2 separate regions of the Homo sapiens genome follow, and region 2 is linked to region 1. The links are chromatin contacts, found by POLR2A ChIA-PET in ENCODE. All regions are on one chromosome and are shown on one strand. Each heading gives the region's core, a stretch centred on a gene start or an enhancer-like site at or near the end of the contact. The rest is flanking DNA. Distances are from core to core; before and after follow the strand shown. Region 1 holds the start of SMO (smoothened, frizzled class receptor). Region 2 has its middle 38 kb from the start of NRF1.

Region 1 (4,312 bases), core at 1,537-4,036:
TCACACAAGAAATGGGAGAGCCTATATCCTTGAAGAATTACCTACTGACATTTGGAGTAGAGAAATAAGGGCCTGCCTGAGCACATGTGTAAGTTCTTCCCTAATACATGAAATATTAGGAAAATCCCACAGGGCTTCGAGACTGCCACAACCAGATATTTTACTCTTGCTCACTCAGGAAGGTAAAGAGAAAAGCAAAAACAAACAAAACAACACACACACACAATCAAATAGAAAATAAGTGCAGATAGTTCACAAAGCAAAGCATCGGGTGTGCTATCAGGCTCCAAGGCAGCTTTCTCTACAGCTTGGACTTAGACATGTTATAACAGCCATTTTATTATGTCACAGAAAGAAATAACTGAAGTAGGTCATAACATTTCAAATTATTTTTCCAGTAGGAATATTATGCCCTGATGACATAGTCTAGTTTCACTTCTTCCATAAGTCACCAGAGACTTTCCTTAAAATGGTCCCTTGTCTCCAGCCTCTTGCACTTCATGCCATCCTCATGTTGCCTTATGTATTAGTCTGTTCTCGCATTGCTATAAAGAAATACCTGAGACTGGTCAGGTGCAGTGGCTCACACCTGTAATCACAGCACTTTGGAAGGCTGAGGTGGGTGGATCACTTGAGGTCAGGAATTTGAGACCAGCCGGGGCAACATGGTGAAACCTCGTCTCTACTAAAAATACAAAAATTAGCCTGGCGTGGTGGCATGTGCCTGTAATCCCAGCTACTCAGGAGGCTGAGGCAGGATAATCATTTGAACCTGGGAGGTGGAGGTTGAGGTGAGCCGAGATCACACTGCTGTGCTCTGAGATCACACCACTGTGCTCCAGCCTGGGCGACAGAGCGTGACTCCGTCTGAAAAAAAAAAAAAATACCTCAGACTGGGTAATTTATAAAGAAAAGAAGTTTAATTGGGTCACAGTTCAGCAGGCTATACAGGAATCATAGCAGCTTCTGCTCCTGGAGAAGCCTCAGGAAACTTCTAATCATGGTGGAAGGCAAAGGGGGAGCGAGACATCTTACATGGCAGGAGCAGGAGGAAGAAGCGGGGAGGTGCCAAACCCTTTAAACAATCCTCGTGAGAACTCACTCATTATCGTGAGAGCAGCACGAGGAGGATGGTGCTAAACCATTCATGAGAAACTGCCTCCGTGATCCAGTTACCTCCCACCAGGCCTCACCTCCAACACTGAGGATTACAATTCAACATGAGATTGGGTGGGGATGCAGATCCAAACCATATCACCTAATATTAACCAGTAAAGATTAATATCATTCCCCTAGTCAAAACTTTGAGATTTCCTTACTATCAAGAGAATTGACCCTTAATTCTGTGTGTTATTTGAGGCTTCTTACCAATCAGTTTCCCTACTTATCTATGTCCTTATTCTAACTCCTCCTACTCACACTTTAGTCCTGGATTCAAAACCCACCTCCTCCACTTCTATCCACACTGACCTCTGTCCCCTATTCCTATAGCATACTCACGGTACATCTCATTTTGGCAGCTTATTTATCAAGTGATTACTATGTATGCTCAAGTGAACTAGATGTTTTGTGAACACTAAGAGAATGAGATAAGGTCCCTGACCTGAAGGAGGGAACGTTGCTGTTCTGTCATGCTATGTTTCCTGAGAGCAAGCCATGTATCCACAGGAAAATGGAAGTCTACAGGTTCCTCCAGGATGTCTCTGTGCTATGTACATGCTGGAATTTCAGAAAGACTTGCTAAATTGAATTAAATTCTCTCTCTCTCTCCAATTGATATAGTTGAAGTGCAATAACTAATATGCACTTAAACTGTCCAAAGTAACAGAACTAGTCCACTACCGCTAGGCCATGAGCAAGTCTTCCAGGGGTAAGAAAGGAAAACCCACCCTGGTGTGCAGCCCGATCAGCAACAAGGAAAAAGTTGCTCAGTGCAAGTCTACTCTCCTGTTTGGAGCCTTGTGGTTATGCTGGGTTATACTTGGTTGTGCAGGTGTAAACTGCTGAAGTGGGAAATTAAGTGTGGTGACCAAAAGTGTGATGCTCAAAGGAGTGAGGAAAGGCAAAATGAGCAGAGTGGGGAAGAGGAGCAGCAGAAACCTCCCAGAGCAGATGAGCAGCAGGGCCATCAAAGAAGGACTGGTTTCCTTCTCACATAACCAAGGCCAGTCCCTGGGAACCACAGTTCAGACTTCACATATTTGTAGCAGTAAAGGCTTGATGTTGGCAAGTTTATTTCCCAGACACCTGTTCCCGCAGGTAACAGCAGCCAGAGCAGCTGCCGTGAGTGACTCTGAGGTCGTCTCTCTCAAAGGTCCCGAGCTGGAAGGATTTGGAGAAGCGCAAACCCCAAACCCAGGTTCTTCTCCATGGGGCCCCGGGATACGTTGGAAAATCTAACCAAAGCAGGAAAAACTGGCGGGCCTGGAGAACGGGGCAGAGATGGAACAGAAGTCCCCGTTGACTTCAGGCATCCCCTGTCTTTCCCATCCTGAGCCAGGAGAAAAGTCCGCTTCCTGCAGACGACCTCAGACCAAGCAAGGTGCCCGCCGAGTCTCTCCTTGCAGGTCCGGCCCACGATTTCCACTCATCTCTTTCCCCCGGGCGCGGGGCGGCGGCAGGCGGGGTCACCAGATCCCCCTAGCCCGGGCCCCTCCAGGCGCCAGGGACGCTGACGCTCGCGCTCTTCCTCTCTCGCCTCCCCTCCCCACCTCTCCGCTCCTTCGTCCAGTCCCTCCCCCAGCCTCGGCGCAGGGGGGCCGGGCTTGGCTCCGCGAGGCCCGTGCATTCCAGAGAGCCCAGCGAGCTAGAGCAACAAAGGAGCCGGGTCGCCGGCGGGGAGAGTTCGGGGGGCTGCGGCGCGCTGGGGCGAAGGTGGCTGCTGGGCCGCGGGCTGGCGCGGGGGCGGAGCCGGAGCTGCACTCGCACCCCCGGCCCGCGTCTGGCCTCCCTCGCGGGGCGGGGAGGTGGCTTTAATGGTGGGAGAGGGAATGGGGCTGGGGATTGGGGGCCCAGGGGTCTCCTAGGGCTGAAGACAACTTGGATTGCGAGGCTAGGGCTTGGGGAGTCGTGCATCCCGTTCCGGGCCTCCGCAGCCCAACATGGGCCCCGGGTTCCAAAGTTTGCGAAGTTGGGCGCCGAGGGGCCGGGGCGCGCGGAGCGTCCGGGGGGGCCCGGGCCCGGATTCTCTGGGCGCACAGGTCGCCTGAGCCGCCTCCGCGGCCGCCGAGGTCGTGCGTGTGGCCGGGGGGCTCCGAGGAGCAGGCGGGGGCGCCGGGGCTTTTGCTGAGTTGGCGGGGTTGGCCATGGCCGCTGCCCGCCCAGCGCGGGGGCCGGAGCTCCCGCTCCTGGGGCTGCTGCTGCTGCTGCTGCTGGGGGACCCGGGCCGGGGGGCGGCCTCGAGCGGGAACGCGACCGGGCCTGGGCCTCGGAGCGCGGGCGGGAGCGCGAGGAGGAGCGCGGCGGTGACTGGCCCTCCGCCGCCGCTGAGCCACTGCGGCCGGGCTGCCCCCTGCGAGCCGCTGCGCTACAACGTGTGCCTGGGCTCGGTGCTGCCCTACGGGGCCACCTCCACACTGCTGGCCGGAGACTCGGACTCCCAGGAGGAAGCGCACGGCAAGCTCGTGCTCTGGTCGGGTAAGTGCGGCGGAGCCGGGTCTGGGGGGCGGGAGGTGCCGCGGTAAGATGGGGGCACCCTTGGAAAGAACAGGCTCAGGCCTGAGTTTTGGAGAGGGCGGGGACAGCACCCGGGAGAGTTGGAGGGACAGATCCCGAAACTTTGGGGGCAGGTTACGTGCAGGATGGGACCCTCGGTCATGGGAAAAGGAGGGCAAGGAAGTTGACGAAGCGGGTCACAAAGGGCCTGAGCTGGTGGGTGAGCAAAGGATGGCGGGGATGAGGGGCCCGTGAGGAGGTGGCTCTAAGCCACGGGAAAAGACATTTTGTAAGAAGAGGAGATGCTCCACCTATTCTGGAAGCAGGGTGCCGGGGGATTCAAGGAGGTGTTGAAGACCCTGGGGAAATTGGAGTTGGAGAGGAAAAGGGGAGGGATGACGGAGGAAGAGGTTTAGACATTTGGAGGGAAGGGTAGGGGGACATGATCGAGTGAAGTTTTGAAGGAAAAGAAACCTCCCTAGTGATGAATTATTAAAAGGTAACCAGAAAGTTCTGGAAATCTTGATTTGGGAGACAGGAATGAAGCCTAGAGAACTGTGATCTTGTCTGGCTTTCACGGGAGATTTCATTCAGTTTGTGCATCTGAAAAACCGGCCCTCTGACGCATGCAGGAGGTTATGAAGGAATAAGACCTTTC
Region 2 (4,665 bases), core at 1,771-4,270, 390 kb after region 1:
AAGATTGCGCCACTGTACTCCAGCCTGGGAGACAGAGCAAGACTCCATCTTAAAAAACAAACAAACAAAAAACAAAAGGAAATGACTACTTAACACAGGAACAGAAATCCAAATAAAGAAAGAAAAAAAAAATAAACACAAAATAAAGAAATGACTAGTTTGGGAAACTTCTCTCTTCCTTGGATTTCAACGTGCATCCCTCTTCTGTTTGCCTTTAACAGCCCCGCAGCATCACTGCATTCACCCATTAATGTGTTCATCCAGCAAGTATTGACTGAGCACCTCAGGTCCTCCAGCCACTGCCCGAGGCTCTGGTGTACAAAGATGAACAGGACTTGGTCTCCACCATCACACTGGAGTTTAGAGAAGGAAATAACTAATTTGTCAATTCCAATATGCTGCATTACAAGTCAAGGAAGACTGGGGATAGAAAGAAGTATAGGCAATGGCATTTCAGGCAGCAATCTATGCACACCTGGAGACTGGAGAAAGAAGGATGTTTTCAAGGACCTCAAGATTTCTCTGGGCCAGGTACAATAGCCTATGCCTGTAATCCCAGCTACTCAGGAAGCTGAGGCGGAAGGATCGCCTGAGCCTAGGAGTAGTGTAGCCGCGATTGCGCTACTGCACTCCAGCCTGGTTGACAGAGTGAGACCTTGTCTCAATAAATAAATAAATAAATTAATTAATTAATTAATTAATTAATTCCTGTGGAATTTAGAAGGGGGTGGTGGTGGGCTGTGAGATACAAAACCAGAGAGGTTGACAGGAGCCCTGATCAAGTCCCAACTCCTTTGATCTTGCAGAGCAAAGGCAGCCTTTGGAGGCATTAAAAGGGGACTACTGTGGCAATAGTCTGGAAAATGGATTGGAAGGGAAATAGATAGAAGAGGTTACAGTTACCCAAGTAAGAGATAATGGTGACTAGTGGGGATGGAGAGATGTTGGAGAAGATATAGTTGTTGGATATTAGAAGAGAGGCAGAGTTTGAGGCTGATACTTAAGGGCCTCTCATTTTTGTCTCCCCCACAAGTCGGTCTTATTCACCTTAGCAGCCACAGCAATTAGAAAAATTCCTGGTACCTACAGAGTGCTTGACAAATATTTCCTAAATTCCATTTCTTCAGAATGACTGCATTTTAAAAATTAAAATGCAAGATAATGTAACTAGACACAATTTGAAAATGAGATTGTCCTGGGAAAACCTGGGTGGCTGTGGTAGCTGTACTTAGGGAGAAATTTCCAGGAGAGATGCAGGTCTGCTATTCTCCTGGCCCTCTTGCTTGGTACTGCAGTGGAAATTGCATTTAATCATCCTCCATTTTTCTCAGAGAGTAAGAAAATCCACTTGATTGGTGCGAATAGCTGTAAATTAGCATAAAAAATCTTCTAAAGTAATTCTAAGGAATCTTATCTTTTGCCTGAGATTCTGCCAGCAGAGACCTAGGTGGGTTTCATGGGTCCTTGTCATTATTGTGAGTGAAGCTTTTACAGTGGATTAAGACATGGATTAGAGGGGGTCAGTGCAGTCTAGTGGAATGAATGTCAGCCAGGGATAACTGGTTTCAGAACCCAGATCAACCACTTACTCTGAAATGAATAGGTTATTTAGGCTTTTTCAGTCTAATCTATTCTGCAGAGACAATGATCCCTACCTTGTACCCGGGTAAGACTTCCTACGCTTATTATGGACCTCAGGCACGCATAGGGTCCTTTCTCCAGCAGTAGACATTTGCAAGGTCAGCTGTACATTTATCTTCAGTGTAGCTGGAGAAGATTTAGTGCCCTCCTTGTGGAGCCATTAATTCTTCAAGTAGGGTTCAGCCAGAAGGACCCACTCCTGAACACAGAGCACTTAAAAGGCCAGAGCTGAGGGTGAGAGCCAGTTCCTCCTTTTTTTTTTGAGATGGAGTCTCACTTTGTTGCGCAGGCTGGAGTGCAGTGGCACGATCTCAGCTCACTGCAAACTCTGCCTCACTGCAAACTCTGCCTCCCAAGTTCAAACAATTCTCCTGCCTCAGCCTCCCAAGTAGCTGGGACTACAGGCACGCACCACCAAGCCCGCCTAATTTTTGTGTTTCTAGTAGAGATGGGGTTTCACCATGTTGGCCAGGCTGGTCTCAAACTCCTGACCTCAAGTGATCTGCCTTCCTCGGCCTCGCCAGAGAGCCAGTTTCTGATCTAGAAAATGTTTCACTGTGGCTGGGTCCATGGGGAAGTTGCTATTGTTTCCCGATAATAACACAGGCAACTAGCCAGGTGTGGTGGCTCATGTCTGTAATCCCAGCATTCTGGGAGGCCGAGGTGGGTGGATCACCTGAGGCTGGGAGTTCGAGACTAGCCTGACCAACATGGAGAAACTCCGTCTCTACTAAAAATACAAAATTAGCTGGGCAAGGTGGTGCATGCCTGTAATCCCAGCTACTCAGGAGGCCGAGGCAGGAGAATTGCTTGAACCTGGGAGGCGGAGTTTGTAGTGAGCCAAGATTGTGCCATTGCACTCCAGCCTGGGCATGAGACTTCGTCTCAAAATAATAATTAATAATAATAATAATAATAACACGGGTAACCATGAATATAGCACTTCTTATGTGCCAGGTGTTGTTCTAAGCACCTCGTGTATATTTTATTCTAGAGAAGTGGACTTCTGGTAGGCTGCCCTAACTCCCACCCTGGCAGGGAGTGGTGAGTCCCTAGAGAGGGCCAATCCACCTTGAGCTTACTGCATTTTCTCATATCCATTCTTGTTCATGGTCTCCAACACAGTGATCCTTGGGGAAACTGAGGAAGCTCAACAACAATTTGCAAAATGGAGGCAAGAATAATGGCTATTTCCTCTGCATAGAAGCAGAGCAGCATGGTTTGGAATTAAGCACATCTGGTTGGAACTCGGAGAGTCACATCCTGAATGGGAAAGTTACTGGCTTCTCTCCACACCCAAGACTTCCTGGTAAAGTGAGATCATCGTATTTGACTTCCAAGGTCTAAGTCAGAAGACAGCTGCTAGCCCCACAGAGGACAGCTGCTGGCACAGCGTTTGGTGTATAATAGGCACCTCAACAGACATTGTTCCCCTCCCCAGTGAATTGCCCTGCTTTCTGTCCTCTCTCCTTGCATCTGCCTCCTTAATGTTTTCACCCTTTAAGACCTAGCTGAAGTTTAAGAACTTTCCAGGTCCCCTCCACCATGTTTTCACTCTTCAAGACCTAGCTGAAGTTTAAGAACTTTCCAGGCCCCCTCCACCACTTCCCACTGGAACATCATCCCCTGCCCTGGCATGGATGTGGATGGCACTCAATACTTCTTGTGTTCTTTGCTAAACCGTCAAGGCCTTGAAGGCTGGGACACCATCTTTTAATGGCTCAACAAATATCTGGAACATCAAAGGTGAGCACAGATGTGAAAATTACCTGCTTTGTAATTTGGAATATTATGTTTAAAAAAAAAGGTTTAAAAAAAAATCTTTTGTTTTTAATTCTTGGGGAGTAGTACTGTTTCTAAAAGAGAAATTTTGTTGTTTTTGTAATTTTTAAATTTTGATGTAACTTCAAACACAGAAAAGTTACTGTAGTACAAGCAGTTCCTATAAGCCTTTTACCAAGATTCACCAGTTGTCTACATTTTACCCCATTCATTTTGTCATCCTCTCTCTGAACATGTTTATACAGATGCATCTTTTTCTGAACTGTTTGTAACTGGGAGAAATGGTGCTCCTTTACCCCTAAACGTTCAGTGTGTATTTCCTGATAAAGGTGCTCTCTTACTATTTTTTTTTTTTTTTTTTTTTGAGATGGAGTCTTGCTGTTGTCACCTGAGCTGGAGTGTAATGGTGCGATCTCGGCTCACTGCAACCTCCGCCTTCCAGGTTCCAGCAATTCTCCCACCTCAGCCCCTCAGCCTCCCGAGTAGCTGAGATTACAGGTACCCTCCACCACGCCCAGCTAAATTTTGTATTTTTAGTAGAGACAGGGTTTCACCATGTTGGCCAGGCTGGTCTCCAACTCCTGACTTCAGATGATCCATCTGCCTCAGCCTCCCAAAGTGCTGAGATTACAGGCATGAGCCACCGCACCTGGCCGTTTGTTTTTTTTAAGAAGGTAGAAGAATCGAGGCTGAGGTTCCCAGATTTCCCTGTGAAAGCTTCAGCAAAGGCCCCAGGTGCATGGGTGACGCAATATCTGAAAAGATGGAGCCGAGGGTGGGTACAGAGAAGGTTGTGCCTCAGGAGCCCAAAAAGAAGGGCAGGGTGAAAAAAGGCAGCACACCTGAAGCTCCTTGTGGGGAATGTGAAAAAACACCGTCCCGAGCACCTTGGCAGGAGCTGCCCAGCAAGATGTCTGCAGGCTCCTGATCCCCATGGACCAGTCCAGCTCCAGAAGGATGTTTCCAGCTAACAGGGCTGAGATCCCAAAGGGCTTGGAAAGAAAGTGTTTCTTTCCAGAAACCAAGTCAACCAAAGACATGGCCTCTGGCCTCCGGAGGTGTCAGAGGTCAGCTTGTGGTCCCTGAGAAAAGATAATCACACCAATTGGTCCTTCTGCCCAATAAATAAGAAACATATAAGGCCTTTGGCCTCCTAGGAAAGTACTTGACAGTGCACATTATGAAGGAGTGAAATAGGATCTGCAAGAACTCTCAAAACACTGAATGGATAAACAAATGTGG

Evidence for each region. ChIA-PET counts read pairs that join two places held with the same protein, here RNA polymerase II (POLR2A).
Region 2: POLR2A ChIA-PET joins it to region 1 with 10 read pairs in activated CD4-positive, alpha-beta T cell. The contact joins the enhancer-like site here to the promoter of SMO in region 1. POLR2A ChIA-PET finds 5 or more read pairs at or near these places in 2 of 52 experiments (HEK293 and activated CD4-positive, alpha-beta T cell).

Annotation. Positions count from the first base shown.
Region 1 is chr7:129,185,847-129,190,158 of GRCh38, forward strand. SMO (smoothened, frizzled class receptor) reads left to right here and starts at 2,787. Exons shown (of 12, transcript NM_005631.5): 1 at 2,787-3,636. The coding sequence starts at 3,306. RefSeq lists an enhancer at 2,005-2,094 and silencers at 2,724-2,993, 3,224-3,483.
Region 2 is chr7:129,571,716-129,576,380 of GRCh38, forward strand. No RefSeq gene overlaps it. Among named protein-coding and RNA genes, the nearest start is that of NRF1, 38 kb to the right of the region's middle. Within about 2 kb of position 3,021, at least 2 of the 41 ENCODE cell types and tissues checked have a DNase peak (open chromatin) inside an H3K27ac peak, as active enhancers do.